Linked DNA regions of Homo sapiens: region 1 is linked to region 2. Evidence: read pairs that join two places in POLR2A ChIA-PET (ENCODE). Cell type or tissue: K562. All regions are shown on one strand. Links, peaks and the distances in the headings refer to the core of each region. The heading gives the core; the rest is flanking DNA.

Evidence for each region. ChIA-PET counts read pairs that join two places held together with the same protein. Peaks named below come from ENCODE experiments on the same cell type or tissue, not always from the same donor. Only the 100,000 strongest peaks of a DNase experiment are listed, where the experiment ranks them.
Region 1: POLR2A ChIA-PET joins it to region 2 with 5 read pairs; 4 of 35 experiments call an interaction of 5 or more read pairs at or near these places.

Annotation. Positions count from the first base shown.
Region 1 is chr11:112,040,232-112,045,614 of GRCh38, forward strand. It overlaps DLAT (dihydrolipoamide S-acetyltransferase), which reads left to right. Exons shown (of 14, transcript NM_001931.5): 8 at 3,235-3,302; 9 at 4,907-4,999. Among named protein-coding and RNA genes, the nearest start is that of DLAT, 18 kb to the left of the region's middle. In K562, for the core only: no CTCF peak of the experiment used is centred there; DNase peaks (open chromatin) are centred at 2,600 and 4,920.
Region 2 is chr11:111,894,593-111,899,975 of GRCh38, forward strand. No RefSeq gene overlaps it. Among named protein-coding and RNA genes, the nearest start is that of CRYAB, 14 kb to the right of the region's middle. In K562, for the core only: no CTCF peak of the experiment used is centred there; no DNase peak of the experiment used is centred there.

The DNA of each region.
Region 1 (5,383 bases), core at 140-5,139, 150 kb after region 2:
GGGGGAAGTTATTATGCTTGGAACTTGGTTTGATGGCTTGTACTATGTGTCAGTCATTTAACTTACCATACTTAATGTACACAACACTTCTTGAAGTAAGAATTATCATTCCTTATTTTCTGGATAAGAAAACAGACTCTCAGACTCTTCAGGGTTCTTCCTTCCTGTTAAATAGTAAAGTTGCAGTGTAACTCTAGATTTGTTTAACTCTAAAGCCTGTTTCTTCACACTACCCTATCCTGCCTTCTGTTTTGATGCTCTGCCATCCATAATTACTAAAGAAAAATATGCTTATTTCCCCAATTTTCTAGTTATGGGTACTCAATGGTGGTTATCCCGTATCTGCAATTTGCTATCTTGTAGTTAGAAGTCAAGCCAATCCCAAGACACAAGAGTAGAATGTTGTAAATTTTTTGGACCTCAGAGATTCTTGTAATATTGGAAGATTCTTTTTTTTCCATCTTAATGCCATTTCAGTAGTATATTGCTATCATATATGTATATATGATTAGAATCAGGGACAGCAGTGTAAGTTGGAGTAACTTTTAAAGGGAGAAAGGACTGGGTTAATAATTATATCTAAAGAATTTAGACAAGCAAAGAAGGACCATTTATTAGATATTCAGCAATACTCGTTACCTTACTAAAGATATAAGTGGAAAATCCCTTAGGTATGAGCTGAGAGGAGTGTTAAAAAAAAAAAAGAAAGAAAGAAAATCCCACTGTTCTTACTATGCAGGCAGAGTTAGGTGATAAATATCATCGACTGCTATCTACACATCAGACACTTGTTCATCAGATGGATAAGATTTCAGTTTCAGTTGCTTATATGACCAACAATAAAGAATTAAATGAACAGAAAGGGAGTATAGCATAGTAGTTAAGAGTGTGAGCTCTGTAGCTGGAATGCTTGGGTATGAACCTCAGCTCTTTATACTAGCTGTGTGACCTTTTGTGTCACAATTTCTTTGTATATAAAAACATTAGGTTTAATGGTTGTGAGGTTTAAATAAGTTAACCAGTGCCTGTACAGAGAAAGCATATCTAGGTATTAGCTATAATGATAATAATATTTTTGTTATTAAATAAGATGATTTGAGTGCTAAGAAAGAAAGAAACTCAGTGATATACTAGTGAGTGAAAGGGTGAATGGATATATGTGCAGTCATGACTACTTTTAGACAGGTTGGTTGGGAGATCTTTTTGATGAGGTGACATTTGATTTGTTTTGAAAGATAAGAAGGAGGCAGCTTGAGCCAACCATGTGAAGAACTGGGGAAAGATCATTTTGGATAGAGAGACTAGCTGTACACAGTCTGAAATGGGAAAGAGTTTAGCATGTCTGAGGAACATAAAAGAGGCCAGTGTTGGCCAGGCGCAATGGCTCACGCCTGTAATCCCAGCACTTTGGGAGGCCGAGGCAGGTGGATCACAGGTCAGGAGATGGAGACCATCCTGGCTAACACGGTGAAACCTCGTCTCTACTAAAAATACAAAAAAATTAGCTGGGCATGGTGGCAGGCGCCTGTGGTCCCAGCTACTCGGGAGGCTGAGGCAGGAGAATGGCGTGAACCTGGGAGGCCAAACTTGCAGTGAGCCGAGATAGTGCCACTGCACTCCAGCCTGGGCGACAGAGCAAGACTCCGTCTCAAAGAAAAAAAAAAAAGGCCAGTGTTAATGAAGCATAATGAGCAAAGGGTCTAGTAGGAGATGAGATTGGAAAAAAACAGGGATGAGAACATAAATGACCTTATAGATTATGGTAAAGAGTTTGAATTTTATTTAAAGTACTTGAGGAAGCCATTGAGAAATTTAAGCAAAGAAGTGAAATAAAATGATTATGTTTTGAAAAGATCATTTTGGTTGCTCCATGGAAATGGATGAAACGTTTATATAGTTTATGTTTGACAAGATCCCTACTTTTTGTTACCCATAGTCCAGTGTTGTTCCCTTTATACCATATTGCTTTATGATGGCCTGTTGTGCCGCCCAAGAGAGATAGGGAAAAGGGTTTACAAGGTTTCAACTAACTCCTAAGTCAGGAAATTCTTGTGGGTGGCTGAAGCTTAGCATAAGGCAGGTGGTACTATGGATTTCCTCCTCTTGAGGGACTGTGGTGTCTAGATCAGCCTTGGTTGTAAGGGGAGGTTATGGTTTCTGTCTTTTACAAAGGAGAGAAATCTAATAGGGGTACTACCACCTCTGTTCTAGAGCTCCTAGTGAGGATAAATACAATCCTAGCCAACTCAGTTTTCGTAATGAAGGAAAGGAATTGGGAAGAACTACACACAACAAGAGTCCTTTTTAAAGTCTGCCTTGGGGGAAGATGAATCAGTTTGACCAAATTTTTCCTAGAAGTGGGCCAGTGTAAAAGGTATTCTATAATAATAACTAAATTCTGAATCTCCGTAGAATTAAAGGTCAAGATTATCTACTTGGGTCCAAAATTAAACCTAAGAGGCTGTAGGTGGGAGGAGGGAGGAAATTGAATATAAGTAAAATTAAACCTACTGAGAGAACTTTGAAGATCCTTCCTCATGTGTGACATTGCACCTTTTTCCTTCATTTCCTTTAACACGGGCCAGTTTAGAGCCTTGGCTACTGTGAAAAAGCTATGAGTCATAGAGACCACATAAGGAATGAATGATTCTAAAGATAAGATAATTGCAGTAAAGAGTTATTCGTGCTATTTTGGGGTGAAAAAATCGACTTGATTTGTCAAAACAATTATTGTTATACCTGTAAATTCTGTATAAAAGGAATTCTTTATGGTCACATAAATCCAGAACCCAAATGAAATCTATTTCACGGCTTAGGAATGGTTTTTTGGAGCTAACCAGGAGGAGGCAGCTAGTTTCCCTTTTGGAGATATAAACTGTGCTCGGCATTATCCTTATGCCACATTTCCCAATTTAAAAGTAAGGAAGATGAAAAAAATTAAGTACAACTTGGATAAAACTCTAAAAGAGAAATACATAAAGGAATATTTGCAGTAGTTAAAAAGAAAAGACCCACTCCAGATCACACACTGGTACTCTGTGTGGATTAAAATTAATAGTTGACAAAAGCTGGTATTTGTAGGTAGCACCTTAAGGGGTAGGGTTAAGGCTGTGAACCTTTCAGAATGTTTTTGGTAGTAAACCCTTAGGAGCTTGCAGTTTAGGATCACAGCGTTGATCTCCTTGGGGAACCAATGGTATGTCATCATGTATGTGATATTTATGTCTCTTACAGGGACAGGACCAGATGGTAGAATCACCAAGAAGGATATCGACTCTTTTGTGCCTAGTAAAGTTGCTCCTGTGAGTTATGTGTAGCTCTTACTTTTTTTGCAGTTTGTCTCTACAGCCTGTTAGACCATTTCATACATTATTTATGAACGAAATAGCTCAACCAAGATTGTTTTCTTCTAATTTCAGTGGTTTAATAATACAGTCATCCCTCGGTACCCATGAGAGGTTGGTTCCAGGAGCCCCCTTGTATACCAAAATTCGCAAATGCTTAAGTCTCTTATATAAAATAGTGTAGTATTTGTATATAACTTACCCACATCCTCTCAAATACTTTAAATCATCTCTAGATTACTTATAATATTAAATACAAGGTAAATACTATGTAAATAGTTGTTATATTTTATTGCTTAGGAAATAATAATAAGGACAAAAAGTCTGTACTTGTGCAGTTCAGATGCAACCATCTGTTTTTTTCTGGAATATTTTTGATTTGCCTTTGGTTGAATCCAGTGATGCAGAACTTATGGATATGGAGGGCCAAGTGTATTTAGATATTTGTGTGCTATCATTTATATACAAGATCAAAGATGATATACTACATTGACATGTATTCCACATTATGTTTTGAGCTAGTTAATCGGTTTTTGCTTTGAAATAAAAGATTTGTTCTTTTTTTCTTTTTCAAAATATTTTAAAGTACAGTTGAATGAGTTGTTTTTGGTGTTTGGTTTTTTTTGTTTGTTTGTTTTTGAGACAGTCTCACTCTGTCGCCCAGGCTGGAGTGCAGTGGCGCGATCTTGGCTCATTGCAACCTCTGCCTCCTGGATTCAGGCGATTCTCATGCCCCAGCCTCCCAGGTGGCTGGGACTACAGGTGCATGCCATCACACCTGGCTAATTTTCGTATGTTTAGTAGAGACAGGGTTTCGCCATGTTGGCCAGCCTGGTCACGAACTCCTGGCCTCAAGTGAGTCATTGTGAGGCTCAAGTGAGCCTCCCAACCCCCTTTTCTTAACATTGTTTAGGATAATGGATTAGCTTGTTTATACTTATTTATTATTCCTTGCAACTTAAGAATGCTTCCATTGCTTTTCTTGAACATAATTTTGCAAAAACAAAATTATTTTGACACAAACTGGTCATTGAACATACTCTGATACAAAGAAAAATGACACTTAAAACATGACTTCAGAATTCTAAGTAAAAAAATTAAAACTCTTAAAACAAGCAGAAGTCTCTTTTGCTCACTGGGGACAGAAATAGGTATTCTATAAAGCTTAGTTTTTAGACTGGACATGGTGGCTCATGCTTGTAACCCCAGCACTTTGGGAAGCCAAGGTGGGTGGATCACTTGAGCCCAGGCATTTGAGACCAGCCAGGGCAACGTGGCTAATTTCCGTCTCTACTAGAAATCCAAAAAAATTAGCTGGGCATGTTGGCGTGCACCTGTAGTCCCAGCTACTCTAGGGGCTGAGATGGGAGGATTGCTTGAGCCCAGGAGGTTGAGGCTGCAGTGAACCATGATTGAGCCACTGCATTCTAGCCTGGGTGACAGAGCAAGACTCTGTCTCAAAAGACAAAAAAAAAAAACTGCATAGTCACTGGCAGTCTTTCCCAGGTACTTACGCTAAGATTGAATCACAGTTACTAAGAGCTTTTTCTTTCCTCCCATAGGCTCCGGCAGCTGTTGTGCCTCCCACAGGTCCTGGAATGGCACCAGTTCCTACAGGTGTCTTCACAGATATCCCAATCAGCAACATTCGTCGGGTAAGAGAATTACCATCATCTGGAATCAGCTGTTAGGGGCATCTTTAGGTTGTTTAGTTGCTTCCATAGTTTTTAACACATTAACAGAGGCTTTTTAAGTTGGGAATATTGGATGATTACTTTAAGGGAAGTTTTGGCCAACTGAATACTTGAATCACTTTGTTCCTATTAGAAGGGCCAGGCGCAGTAGCTCATGCCTGTAATCCCAGCACTTTGGGAGGCCAAAGCGGGCAGATCACAAGGTCCAGACTTCGAGACCAGCCTGGCCAACATAGTGAAACACCCCGTCTCTACTAAAGATACAAAAATTAGCCGGGCATGGTGGCACATGCCTGTAGTCCCAAGTACTCGGGACGCTGAGGCAGGAGAATTGCTTGAACTTGG
Region 2 (5,383 bases), core at 138-5,137:
ATGGGCAAAAACTGAATAGACATTTCTCAAAAGACACAAATGGAAAACAAGCACATGAAAAGGTGCTCAACATCATTGATCATCAGAGAAGTGCAGATCAAAACTGCAATGAGGTATCTCACCCCAGTTAAAATGGCTTTTGTCCAAAACACAGGCAGTAACAAATGCTGGCAGGATGTGGATAAAAGGGAACCCTTGTACACTGTTGGTGGGAATATAAATTAGTACAACACTATAGATAACAGTTTTGAGGTTCCTCAAAAAACTAAAAATAGAGCTACCATAGGATCCAGCAATCCCACTGCTGGGTGTATATCCCAAAGAAAGGAAATCAGTATATGAAAGAGATATCTGCACTCCCAAGTTTGTGGTAGCTCTGTTCACAATAGCCAAGATTTGGAAGCAACCTAAATGTCTGTCAACAGATGAATGGATAAAGACAACATGTTACTTACACACAATGGAGTACTAGTCAGCCATAAGAAAGATTGAGATACTGTCATTTGCAACAACATGGATGGAACTCTGAAAGTCATTATGTTAAGTGAAATAAACCAGGCACAGAAAGAGAAACATCACATGTTCCTGCTTATTTGTGGCATCTGAAAATTGGAACAATTGAACTCATAGCAATAGAGTAGAAGGATTGTTACCAGAGGCTGAGAAGGGTAGTGTGGGTTGGGGGAAGGTGGGGATGGTTAAGGCGCTCAAAAAAAAAAAAACCAGAAAGAATGAATAAAACGATATGATAGCACAACAGGGTGACTATAGTCAATAATAATTTAACTGTACTTTTGTGTGTGTGCATGTGTGACAGGGTCTCACTCTGTCACCCAAGCTGGAGTGCAGTGGCCCAATCTCGGCTCACTGCAGCCTCTGCCTCCCGGGTTCAAGTGATTCTTCTGCCTCAGTCTCCCGAGTAGCTGGGACTACAGCCGCGCACCACCACGCCTGGCTAATTCTTGTCTTTTTAGTAGAGATGGGGTTTCGCCATGTTGGCCAGGCTGGTCACAAACTCCTGACCTCAAGTGATCTGCCAGCCTTGGCCTCCCAAAGTGCTGGGATTACAGGCATGAGCCACCACCCTGGCCCAACTGTACATTTTAAAATGACAAAAAGAGAATAATTGGATTGTTTGTAATACAAAGGATAAATGTTTGAGGAGATGGATACCCCATTGTCCATTATGTGATTATTATGCATTGTATGCCTGAATCAAAACAATTCATGTACCCCATAAATATATATATATATATATATATATATATATATGCCTACTATGTACCCACAAAAATTAAAAAAAAAAAATTAGAAGTGTTTTTGGTTTCTATTGAGAAGTTTGATGATATTTTCATGACCAGAAGTATGTTTTTGTTTAGCTATGTTTTCATGACCAGAAATATAGTTTTGTTTACATCAGCCTATGGTAAAATTGTTATTAAAGTCACAGTTTCCAAGAACCTATCAACAGTGTTAAGTAAGGACTTATTGTATGTGTTTACAGATATAAATTTCTGTTTAGTATTGCTTTTACTGCACCCCATAAGTTTTGGTATGTTGTATCCTCTTTTTCCTTTCTTTTTTATTTATTTATTTATTTTTGAGACAGTCTCACTCTGTTGCCCAGGCCAGAGTGCAGTGGTGCGATCTTGGCTCACTACAACCTCTGTCTCCAGGATTCAGGTCATTCTCCCGTCTCAGTCTCCTGAGTAGTTGGGATTACAGGTGCCCGCCACCGTGCCCAGCTAATTTTTGTATTTTTAGTGGAGATAGGGTTTCACCATGTGGACCAGGCTGGTCTGGGACTCCTGACCTCAAGTAATCCACCCGCCTCGGCCTCCCAAAGTTCTGGGGTTACAGGTGTAAGTCATCGCACCCAGCCTCTCTTTCTTTTCTTTTTTTGAGACAGGGTCTCTGTCTCTCTCTCTCTTTTTTTTTTTTTTTTTTTTTTTTGAGACAGGTGCAAACATGGCTCACTACTGTCTTGGCCTCCTGGATGCAAGGGGTCCTTTCACCTTAGCTCTCTAAATAGCTGGGACTTCAGGTACGCACCACCATGCATGGCTATTTTTTTGTATTTTTTGTTGAGACGGGGTTTCACCATTTTGCCTAGGCTGGTCTAGGACTCCTGAGCTAAAGTGATCCACCTGTCTTGGCCTCCCAAAGTATTGGGATTACAGGTGTGAGCCACGGCACCCAGCCGTGTTCTCTTTTTCATTTGTCTCAAGGTATTTTCCAATTTCCCTTGTGATTTCTTCTTCTTCTTCTCCTTTTTTTTTTTTTTTTTTTTTTTTTTTTTGAGACGGATCTTGCTCTGTCGCCCAGGCTGGTATGCAGTGGTGCAATCTCGGCTCACTGCAGGCTCCGCCTCCCGGGTTCACGCCATTCTCCTGCCTCAGCCTCCTGAGTAGCTGGGACTACAGGCACCTGCCACCATGCCTGGCTAATTTTTTTGTATTTTTAGTAGAGATGGGGTTTCACCAAGTTAGCCAGGGTGGTCTCGATCTCCTGACCTCGTGATCCACCCACCTTGGCTTCCCAAAGTGTTGGGATTACAGGTGTGAGCCACCATACCCGGCAGTGATTTCTTCTTTAATCCAGTAGTTGTTTAAGAGTGTATTGTTTAATTTGTGAATTTTCCATTTTTCCTTCTGTTATTGATTTCTAATTTTATTTCCTTGTGATCAGAAAAGATACTTTGTATGATTTCAGTCTTTTAAAATGTGTTAAAACTTGTTTTGTGGCCTAACTTGTGGTCTGTCCTGTAGAAGGTTTCATGTGCACTGAGAAAAATATATCTGCTATTATTGGACAGGATATTCTGCCACAACATTTTAATTTGCCTCTAACTCCCCAATACCAGACAAAGCTGCAGAGAATATCCTCATATATGTTCCTTTATGGACCTGTGTAAATTACCCATATGCTGAATTGGTGAGTCCCGAGGTATATCTTTATTTAATTTGACTATTGCTCTCAAGAATGGCTGTGCCACTCACATACCCATCAACAAGGCCTGAGGCTTCCTATGTTGCCATATCTCTGCTAACACTTAACATTAATGTGGTGCCTCACGCCTGTAATCCCAATACTTCGGGAAGCCAAGGCGGGTGGATCACCTGAGGTCAGGAGTTAGAGACCAGCCTGGCTAACATGGTGAAACCCCATCTGTACTAAAAATACAAAAATTAGCTGGGTGTGGTGGCACACGCCTGAAGTCCCAGCTGCTTGGAAGGCTGAGGCAGGAGAATCGCTTGAACCTGGGAAGCTGTGGTTGCAGTGAGCCAAGATCGTGCCATTGCACTCCAGCCTGGGGGACAGAGCAAGACTCCATCTCAAGAAAAAAACAAAACAAAACAAAACATTAACCAGCTCTCTATTTTTTGCCATGCTGATAGGTGTAAAGCAATGGTTCTCAACCTGGGACAATTTTATCCCCCAGGAGATAATTGGCAATTTCTAGAGACATTTTTTATTTTTACAAGGGGGATGTCTATTGGCAGCTAGTGGGTACAGGCCAGGGATGCTGCCAAACATCCTACAAGGCACAGACAAGCCCCCACAACAAAGACTTGTCTGGCCCAAAATATTGGTAATGCCAATATTGAGAAACACTGTTGTAAAGAGATAGCTTATTGTTACTTTGGTTTGCATTTCATTGACTACTAGTTATTTTCAGCATTCCTTTGTATGCATGTTGGCTTCTTGATTTCCACTTGTATAAATGTCCTATAGTCTTTGTCCTTTTTAAAGAAAATTGGAGTAGCTGTCCTTTTCTTGCTGATTCTTAGGAATTCCTTGTATATTATTGCTATTAACGCTATTATTCCTTGTGAATTTTAGAGATTTCATATACCTTCTCCCTCCCTGTAAGCTGCTGTGGAGGATTAAGTTTGGCTGGAAACTCTTTTACTCTCCCTCCACCAAGAGGTAGGGGGTCTGTGCCCTTCCCTTGGAATGTAGAAAGGCTTTGCAACTGCTTTGGTAAAAAAATTATGGCAAAAGAAACGCTGTGTAAATTTCCAGCCCAAGCCTTAAACTTGCAGCTCCCACTTTCTGTCTTTTGGAACACTCCTTGGATACCTGAACCACTGTATAAGAAATCTGACTATCTGCTGGAGAGATCTTGTAGAGAGATCCTGACACTATGTGGACAGGGAGAGAGGCCCAGCTGAGCCCACCTTTCCAACCATCCGTGCCAAGGCATCAGGAATGAGAGTTAAGTCACCTTAAAACCTATAGATGAGACCATCTACCAGCTGAATACCACCTGGTAAGGTTTAATAAAATGATCGTTGTTTTAAGCCACTAAATTTTCAGGTCGTTTGATATGCAGAAGTAGATAACCAGCACAGTATTCCATAATCTGACATTGTGTGCTGCAAGTTTGCTGAATTATCTTGTTAGTTCTAACAGTTTGTTGATTCTGATTTTTTGGGGGGTGGGGGAGGACAGGGTCTCACCCCCGCTTCCCCAGGCTGGAGTGCGGTGATGTGATCTTGGCTCGCTGCAGCCTTGAATCTCCAACTCCTGGGCTCAGGTGATTCTCCCACCTCAGCCTCCCAAGTACCTGGAACTACAGGTGTGCACCAATACGCCTGACTAATTTTTTTCTTTTTTTTTTTCAGTAGAGATGGAGTTTCACCATGTTGTCCAGCTGGTCTCAAACTCCTGGGCTAAAGTGATTCTCCCACCTCAGCATCCCAAAGTCCTGGGATTGCAGGCATGAACCACCGTGCCTGGCCTGTCTGTTGATTCTTTTGGGGTTGTTTTAGCAGATTATTATATCATTTATAACTAATAACAGTTTCATCTCTACCTTTCCAATTCTTACACCTCTTCTTTGTTTTTCTTCAGTTATGGCATTGGTCAGAACCTTTACTGCTATGTAAAATATTAGGAGTGACAATGGGCATCCTTGTCTTGCTCAGGATATTCAAAGGAATAGAATGAATTTAAATTTTCATTGGTAAGTATGTTTGCGCTAAGTTTTTGTTATATAATATTTACCAATTTGAGGAAATTTCTTTTATTTCTGATTTTCTAACAGAAGTTTCCCTCCATGTAAATAGAGAAGCTGAACCACACATTAGTTGGAATAATCATAAGATTTTATTTTCTTTTAGTCTATTAACATAGTGAATTTATATTGAGAGATTTTCCAATATTGAACCATAAAATATGCATTCCTGGCGTATTTTACTTTGAGTGATAACTTACCTAAAACTATGAGTTAACAGCTATTTCTACCCCACCAGTACTTTGAAGCCATTACTCTACTGTCTTTTGATTTTTACTGATGCTGAGAAGTCTGCTGTCAATCTAATCGTAACTCATTTGTAATTAACACATCTTTTTGTCCTCATATCTTTTAAGATTTTTC